Linked DNA regions of Homo sapiens: region 1 is linked to region 2. The links are chromatin contacts, found by Hi-C in ENCODE. All regions are on one chromosome and are shown on one strand. Each heading gives the region's core, a stretch centred on a gene start or an enhancer-like site at or near the end of the contact. The rest is flanking DNA. Distances are from core to core; before and after follow the strand shown. Region 1 holds the start of XRN2 (5'-3' exoribonuclease 2). Region 2 holds the start of NAPB (NSF attachment protein beta).

Region 1 (4,424 bases), core at 1,925-4,424, 2.1 Mb before region 2:
TTATGGAGGGCAATCTGCTTTACTCTACTGATTAAAAATGTTTATCTCAACCCAAAATGGCCACAATTACTGTTTTAAATACATCAGGTTATTCACAATGAATTTTGTAAGGATAAAGAAGGAAAGGAATCACTTGGTAGAAGGACCAATAGTAGGCAAAAAAAAACTGAGAATTTTTTTCTATGATAATTACAATGTTAATGGGGCTTAAAAATGAATTGATGAATATTTAAAAACATCCTAGTTTCCACATATTATATATTTTTCATATTGTTTTTCACATTAATGTAATCCAGATACTAGCTGTGGCCTTCCTCTCTCCCTTTGAGATCTGGGCAAAAATGTTTCAAAACCTCTGGGTTCTCTGCCTGTATAAGTCCAAAGTCTGGTTCAGTATTTCTGCTAATTTATTTTCTTTTTTTTTTTTTTTTTTTTTTTAGATAGCTTCTCGCTCTGTCACCCAGGCTGTAGCACAGTGGTGCAATCATAGCTCACTGCAGCCTTAAACTCTTGGGCTCAAGTGATCCTCCTGTCTTAGTCTCCCCATTTGCTAGGATTACAGATGTGAACCACCACACCTGGCCTCCCTGCTAATTTCCAACACTAATAAATTCTCACCTCTTCTGCTTCTAGAGGTCTGCTATGTTGCCCACCCCGTGGTGGTTCCAAACCACAGTGACCCCAACTGGAGACTTTTTATTTGATTTCTACAAGAAAAACCCATACCAAGCCTGAGTCTGACAGGCTTTACTGGACACATTGGGCCAGGGAAAGTGTCACAATACTTAGTCCATATCCTCCTGCCGCCTTTCAAGTTTCTTCTCTCTTTTACCCACTCCTTCTCTGAGTGCCAAAACTCCAATTTTAGTACTTCTATGCAAACCAATTTCACCACCCAGGTGAATTAGCTTGCACTCCCCAAATTTTGTTACTGGACTCTTTCCTTTGTAAGGGATAAGAATTTAGCCCAAGCCAGCTTAGGGCAAAAGGAAACTTTTGGCTGGGAGTGGTGGCTCACACCTGGAATCCCAGCACTTTGGGAGGCCAAGGCGGGCGGATCACAAGGTCAAGAGATTGAGACCATCCTGGCCAACATGGTAAAACCCCATCTCTACTAAAAATACAAAAATTAGCCGGGCGTGGTGGCGCACATTGGTAGTCCCGGCTACTTGGGAGGCTGAGGCAGGAGAATCGCTTGAACCTGGGAGGTGGAGGTTGCAGTGAACCGAGATGGTGCCACTGCACTCCAGCCTGGCAACAGAGTGAGACTCTGTCTTAAAAAAAAAAAAAAAAAAAAATTTGGCTCACAGAATCAAAGGACAGACTTAATCAAACTGCAGGAAGAGAGGGATTTAACTGGAACCAGGGAATTAACCCTGCTTCTCTCATTGCCTACTGGCAACAAGTCCCAATTCTTATCTTTTAGCGTTCACGCACTGGAAAGATGCAGTCTTAAATTTCTTATGGTTCAAAGCTCAAAAATGCTGGTAAGGCTGGGTGCAGTGGCTCACACCTGTAATCCCAGCACTCTGGAAGGCCGAGGTGGGCAGATCACCTGAGGTTAGGAGTTCGAGACCAGCCTGGCCAACATGGTGAAACCCTGTCTCAACTAAAAACACAAAAATCAGCGGGGTGTCATGGCAGGCGCCTCTAATCCCAGCTACTCGGGAGGCTGAGGCAGGAGAATCGCTTGAACCCGGGAGGTGGAGGTTGCAGTGAGCCTGGATCTTGCCACTGCACTCCAGCCTGGATGACTGAGACTCCGTCTGAAAAAACAAAAACAAAACAATAAACCCTCCCAACCCGCCAAAATGCTGGTTAAGGATTCTAAATGGCTCAACTTGGCCAGCTGTCTATCCCTGAACTGCCTATGGTGTACATGTTCCTATAACAGCACCTCCCAGGGAAACCAGAGGGGCTGCTTCCAGGTAAAAGGAGGAATTTCACCATAGACATAATACTTTGGAATAGTTTTGGCTATCCTTAAGTAAAACACGGGATGACTATTTCTCTAATTTCCACACTAGTAGTTTAAACAAAGTAGTCATCAGACCACAGAGGAGGGGGCAATAAATACTGCCTGTGAGGTAACTCGGCGAAATACTTTCACAGAGGCCTCATGAGGTGAGCATTTAGCATCGTGTGTGATGTGTGTCAAACCAAGAGGGGATTCAGGGAGACTTCCAGGCTTGAGCAAACGGACAAATATACCTCCTCTTCCAGACCTCTCCTTTCATATGGAAAAAATTCGTTTGGGACCACCAGAAAACAAAAGATAAAAGTATCGTGTTAGAACAAGGATGGATTAAAAATGACCTTTGCTTGAACTGAAACAGAAGCTATGTGCATAAGTGACTTAACTCCTCTGTAACTTGGCTTTCTTATCATTTACACGAGGGTGCTAACAGTACCCTCACAAGGTTCAAGTGAAGATTACATAGGACAATCCCTTAGTCAATGTCTTGGTACACTGTAAAGGCTCAGTAAATGCTGGAAAATCATATTAGCAACTATTTTATACCCGTAATTGTAGCTGGAAGATTGTATTGGATGCTAAATACCGGCTAGATTCCATTCGGTAACTATCATAATTATTTATTTGCATAACAATCAAATTATTGGTGCAAAGCAGCCATTATTACTGTAAAATGCTTTAAAATGCTCCTTTTGATAGTCCAGGTACGTACTGCAGCACAAAACTAGGAGAAACCAGGAAATGGAAGTAACGAGTAAGTTTGGATGCTTCGATTCTACCCTAGATTGAGACGGGTGAGCATAGAGGCAAAAAAAGACATTTTCTTCCAAACAAGAGGTGACCAAACGGGCAAGGGAGACCTCCTCCCGGGCATGCAGAGCGCAGCGATTCTGTGCCCAGGGAGCCGGAGGGCTGGGGCTGGGAGATCCCGGCGGAGCCCCGGCAGAGCAGTCGCCCGTGAGCCCCCGCAACTCAGACGCGCTCGGCCTCGCGCTCCGGGGCTGGGACCACCGAGGGCGAGCTGCAGCCTTCGCCACCCGGTCCGCCGCCGGACTCCGCCTCCCACAAACAGCCCGGCAAGGCCCTTTTCCGCCGCTCCCTCATCCAGCGAAGCCTCCTTCCCAGCTTCCCCGGCGGCGGCGCCGTGACGTCACTTCCGTTCTCCAGCGCGCACGTGGGAGGAAGTGCTGGTGCCCTCTGCCGCTGCTCCCGTCTCTTTGGTTACGCTCGTCAGCCGGTCGGCCGCCGCCTCCAGCCGTGTGCCGCTATGGGAGTCCCGGCGTTCTTCCGCTGGCTCAGCCGCAAGTACCCGTCCATCATAGTCAACTGCGTGGAAGAGAAGGTGAGGAGGCGCCAGGCGGCCGCCACACTCGAGCCCGGGCCCCCGGCACGTCTAGGCCGCGGCCCATGGGCTCCGCCGCCTGCCCCCGGGGAGCCTTGCCGGAGCTCGCGCCCTGCTGCCAGCCTCGCGAGCAGTCGCAGCCCCACACGCGATGGGACGCGGGCTGTGGGATTCAGCACCCCGGGGGCGAGGAATTCAGGACCCTCGGCGGGGCAAGGGCCTATAGGGTTCCGAACTCGCAGGAGGGTCGCTCCTCCCCTACTCGCTTTTTCCCGGCACCGGAAGGCCCCGCCCACTGCTTTGTTTCCTCTCCAGACCGCGCATTTTGGGTCTCGGAAGAGGTTCAGAGGCTGTTGTTGAGCAATGCATGCCAGGTCAGCTGAGCTAGCGGGTTATGGATGCACGGATTCGGAGGCCAGCTTTTTGACAACCTTGTAAAGGAATCCCTGGCGGCGACCTTTTCGTTGTTTACCAATTGTGCCGGAAAGGTTTTCTCCTAGTGTTCAGGACCATTTGTTGTTCTGGTTAGATTGGACGCTGAAAGCAGTATGTCAGGTCCAGGATGAGCGCTATAGAATTCTGAGAAGTTACCCTTCTCTGTGTGCCCTGACTACTGAACGGGGTGGGTGCTTGTTGAAAATTTCAAGATTACTGGATGTACTTGAGCAGTACAATTTTTGTTGTTAGTTAATACGTAAGTAGATTTTTGGCCATTATTGAGTTTTGTTTTTATTGTTTTCGTCATTCCATGCGGATTCGATTTTGTGCTCTTAATTAGAATTTCTGGATTGGAAACGTTCAGAGGCACATCACGCGTACCTCACTCCTTAGTTTTTGAAGGCAGTGCTTGCCTGTCACTGTGAACTTATTTCTGCTTTTTTTTTTTTTTTTAACTTTCTTGGCTTCTATCCAAGGAGGAACCAAAAGCCTTGTCTTAGTGACATTCCCACTATTTCTTGTTTTTTTCAAAAAGCAACTGCTAAATTGAATACTTGTTTCCTTTGTAAAATTTTAATCGAACTTTATTGAACTTTACTTGCACGTGGGTTAAACAAAAAGCAACAGTTCTTGCTCTACCCCTTCTCATCCCATTTCTCCACCTTTAAC
Region 2 (4,290 bases), core at 47-2,546:
TGCGGGCTCTGCTTTTTGAGAGGTTGGAATTTAAAATCCTCCTTAGGAGAGCACGGAAGAATTACAGGAAATTAAAGGGATTCCCAAAGGACGCCTGACTTAAACAGCAGCAGCGTTACCGTTAATCAAACAGGAGGCTCTGGCTATCAATCAATCTCCGGAGAAGGAAAAATACTATGCTGAGAAAATATATTCGTTCATTAGTCAAGTATTTACTAAAGGTGTACTCGGCGCAAGGCCCCTGGAGAGAGGCCAACAAGCACACCAGCTCTGGATCCCTCGCCGGACCGCCCCCTCCCCGGCGGGGCCCACCTGCAGGCGGGACGCCCCCAGGTGCGCGTTCCAGGCGCCGGGGGCGGCCCCCGCACCCACCCCTCCGGCTCCACCCCGGCGCGCCTCACCCGGACCGGTCTCAGGAGCGATACGGGCTTCAGCGTGGCGAAATGCACCAATACGACTCGCTACGCACTGAGAAGGGGGCCCCACGCGCGCCCCGAGCTACCGCGCCCGCGGGCCTCAGGGAGCCGCTGACCTTCTAGGTCGTGGGACCCCCGCACCAACCCGGGCCAGGGCGAGGGGGGCGATCTGGGGTCTCCAGAGGGCGCGTGAGGCTGACAGCCCCCCCCCCAGAGTGTTCTAGGGGCTTCGTGGGGCGCTTGGGGAGCTCTGGGGGTCCTAGGGGTTCTCTGAAAGGCGCGTGGGGGCTGAGGGTCCCTGTGAGACTCTGGGGATTCTAAGGGGGCGTGTTAGGGGATCCGGAGAGCGTGTGGGGGCTGAGGAACCCTGGGGAGTTCTGCCGGCCCTAGGGGGTCTCTAAAGTGCGCGTGGGGGCTGAGAGCCCCTGGGAGGATGCGGGGTTTCCAGGGACCCTGGGGGGGCCTGTGGGGTCTCTGGAGGGCGCGTGCGGACTGAGGGCCCCTGGGCGTCCTGGGGGCTCCAGGGGGCGCTGGGGGACCCTACAGGATTTCTGGAGGGCGCCTGCAGGCTGAGGGCCCCTAGACGTGGTCTGAGGGCCCCAGAGGTTGCGTGGGGGACTCGGGGGGTCAGCCTGAAAGGAAGGGGGCCAAGTACGGAGACCCCCCCCCCCCAGGGCACGCACGGTCTGGCGCTCACCCAAACAGCCCTCGGAGGAAGGAGTGGGAGGCCTTGACTCGCTTCTCGGCCTCCGCCATCAGCTGTACTGCCTCACGCTCCTTCCCCGCGTTGTCCATGTCGCCCGCCGCGGCCGCCACAGCCCCCTCAGCCGGCTCGCTGTGCGCCCAGGCGCCTTAACCCTCCCTCTGGCGGCCGCAGGGACGCAGGCGCAGGCGCGACGCGCGAGGCCTTTCGGGAGCTGTAGTCCGGGTCCTGTCATGGCGGCGGGGATTCGCGAGCCGCCTACTACAGTTCCCAGGAGGCCCCGGGGCGGGGTGTGTGTGAGCCGAGCTTGCGCACCGCTAGCTCCCAGGACGTCGGCGCAGGGGGCGTGACCCCCCCAAAGGGGTCCTGGGCCAAGGTGAACTTTAATTTTGTATGTATGCAGAAATGGAAAAATGATCCGTGGCCTCTAGTAAAGATCACCTCCTCAGTAAGACTCGCATGGCAATGGGATGGATGAAGGAACAGGGGATAACAGATTGGATGGAACCCACACCCTTCATGCAAGTTCTGCAAAAGAGAATCTGGTGTAGCCACCAAAGCATCACATGCTTGATACCGCCCACCAAAAAACGAGCAACAGCTGGCAATAAGAGCCATTTTTATCTCCAAGAGCAAGACGTCCCCAATATAAGTTCAGTTATTTTTAAATCTCCCCAAACTGTAACTTTCTGTTGGTCCTCTCTTCCTTGGTTATAAATGAGTTGCATATATGCAATATATGCATAATCCACTCTTTTGTTGACTGAATTATATTCAATGGATGTGAACCATTGAACTCTTATCCTTTACATAATACTGGCCATAGTGGATGGATCTCCAGGGACAAAATGTTTGCCTGCCAGGAAGACTTCTAATCTCCTAGGAGAAGTATCCATAGATAGATGGGATCCTGTGCCAGAGACTTTCAGGCCTGTCCCAGAGGGAGTTATTTTTGAAGACAATGTCTAGACCATTCAAGCTTGGCAGTGCTAAGGCAGAGATGCTGAAACTAATAAGAAAATCACTGCCAAGTGAGATTTATGACAGTTTCAAACTGTTAATAAATACACTCTGGGCACTGGCATGCAAAATTTTAGAAAATGAAGACTGTCTGTAGAGGGCAAGGCAAGAGGGGCCAAACTCCTAGAAAGAAAGTTGACTAAAGCACATGTCACAGAGTTCATACATTTCAGGACTCCGTAGAGATAGAAAGAAATCTCAGCTCTTCGTGCAGTTTATTTACGATTACTACATGCATTATTCTAACTTTGAAAAGCTGAGCTGTGTGTTTTTGGAGAGAGAAGGAGGCGGGAAATTGGAGGTGACCGTAAATGCAGGGGAGACCAGAGAAAAACTGTAAAAAGTGAACATAAGCATTTGGAAAGCAGAGCAGTCTATGGGGGCTTAATGGAGTGAGGCTAAGTCAAAAGCTCCTAAGTAAATCAGTGTGTTGATTAAATCAGTTGTTCCCTAACGTGGTTCGATGCAGAAGCTCTAATGGATATTTAAGAAATACTGATTCCTAGGCCACTGGGTTTTGGTATCAAGGTCTCTTGCAGCTGGGGTCTAGAAAATGCACATTTTGAAAAGAACTCTCCATCCCTATCCTAAAGCACACAGTTCTAGATTCTCATATCTGTAGTCAGTTGAAAAGGAGCTGGAACAGACTGCCTCCCCGAAGCTAGCACTTGCAATTAAGAGAGACATTTTTGGTGGTTTCTAGTAATTTCCTTCATTCTCTTCTTTGTCACAGGAAATTTGTGGGCACTCCCACCGTTCTGCCAGTCCACACCAAAGTGGGAGAAAACCTTCAAACCTTAATTACTGGGTAGAGCTAGTGTTTTATTCTCCCAAAGGCTGGGGGAGGAAAGGAGGCAGGGCAGAGAGATGAACCTCACAGAATAAGGCCTGACTAGAGAGACAGCTGAGGAATCCTTGAAACAAGAAGGAAAAGGAAAGGAGAAGCACCCCTGGTGTGGATCAGGAGAAGAATAGAAGTCATCTTGGAGAAGAGCCAAAGGACCCACTGCCCACACCTGCGCTGCCCAGGATGGAGCCACTCACCACTGGTGGCTATTTACATTCAAGTTAAATAATATTAAATAAAATGTAAAGTTCCATTTCTTGGCTGTACTAGCCGTATTTCAAGTGCTCAATAGCCACACATAGCCAGTGGCTACTGAAAGAGTTATAAATATAGCATCCTGGTGGATTGACTAAGTTAGACACCTGGTGGATTGACTAAGTTAGATACTTGAGGGCGGTGGCTCACGCCTGTAATCCCAGCACTTTGGGAGGCCAAGGCAAGCGGATCACTTGAGGTGAGTAGTTCAAGACCAACCTGGCCAACACAGTAAAACCCCATCTCTACCAAAAATACAAAATTTACAAAAAATACAAAAATTAGTTAGGTGTCGTGGTGCATGCCTGTAATCCCAGCTACTCAGGAGGCTGAGGCAGGAGAATCACTTGAACCTGAGAGGTGGAACAGAGGTTGCAGTGAGCCGAGATTGCACCATTACACTCCAGCCTGGGCGACAGAGTGAGTGAGACTCTGCTCAAAAAAAAAAAAAAAAGTTAGACACCCAAAAAACGACAGGTGCAAGAAGATTATTTTGACTTTTTCTTTTCTTTTTTGCATACAGAATACACACTGGACACTTTGACCTCTTGTTTCTTTCTTTCTTTTTTTTTTTTTTTTGAGACAGAGTTTCACTCTGTTGCCCAGGCCAGAGTGCAGTGGCTCACTGCAAGTTCCGCCTCCCAGGTTCACGCCATTCTCCTGCCTCAGCCTCCCAAGTAGCTGGGACTACAGGCACCCACCACCACACCCGGCTAATTTTTTGGATTTTTAGTAGAGACGGGGTTTCACTGTGTTAGCCAGCATGGTCTCGATCTCCTGACCTCGTGATCCACCAGCCTCGGCCTCCCAAAGTGCTGGGATTACAGGCGTGAGCCACCGCGCCTGGCCCCAACCTCTTGTTTATTTAAAGGCAAGAGATGAAATTCCCATATGAAAGATGTCCCTCTTATACTAGAACTAAAGCAACATTCTTATCATCAAAGACAGGAAGTTGAGGCTAAGAGAATTCTGTACAAACCCTATTAAACTAACCCTTATCTTCTTAGTCACTTTTCTATCCAATTAACTACCCTAGCCCAAGCCCCTCT

Evidence for each region. A loop is a pair of places that touch in the nucleus more often than their neighbours do. Pooled maps may share reads with other maps.
Region 1: a pooled map shows a loop between it and region 2 (14-fold over the local background). The contact joins the promoter of XRN2 here to the promoter of NAPB in region 2. A Hi-C loop is called at or near these places in 8 of 50 pooled maps.

Annotation. Positions count from the first base shown.
Region 1 is chr20:21,300,157-21,304,580 of GRCh38, forward strand. It overlaps XRN2 (5'-3' exoribonuclease 2), which reads left to right and starts at 3,175. Exons shown (of 30, transcript NM_012255.5): 1 at 3,175-3,317. The coding sequence starts at 3,243. RefSeq lists a silencer at 2,873-3,002 and an enhancer at 3,723-3,772.
Region 2 is chr20:23,420,192-23,424,481 of GRCh38, forward strand. NAPB (NSF attachment protein beta) reads right to left here and starts at 1,297. Exons shown (of 11, transcript NM_022080.3): 1 at 1,114-1,297. The coding sequence starts at 1,211. RefSeq lists silencers at 286-515, 1,146-1,235 and an enhancer at 1,486-1,675.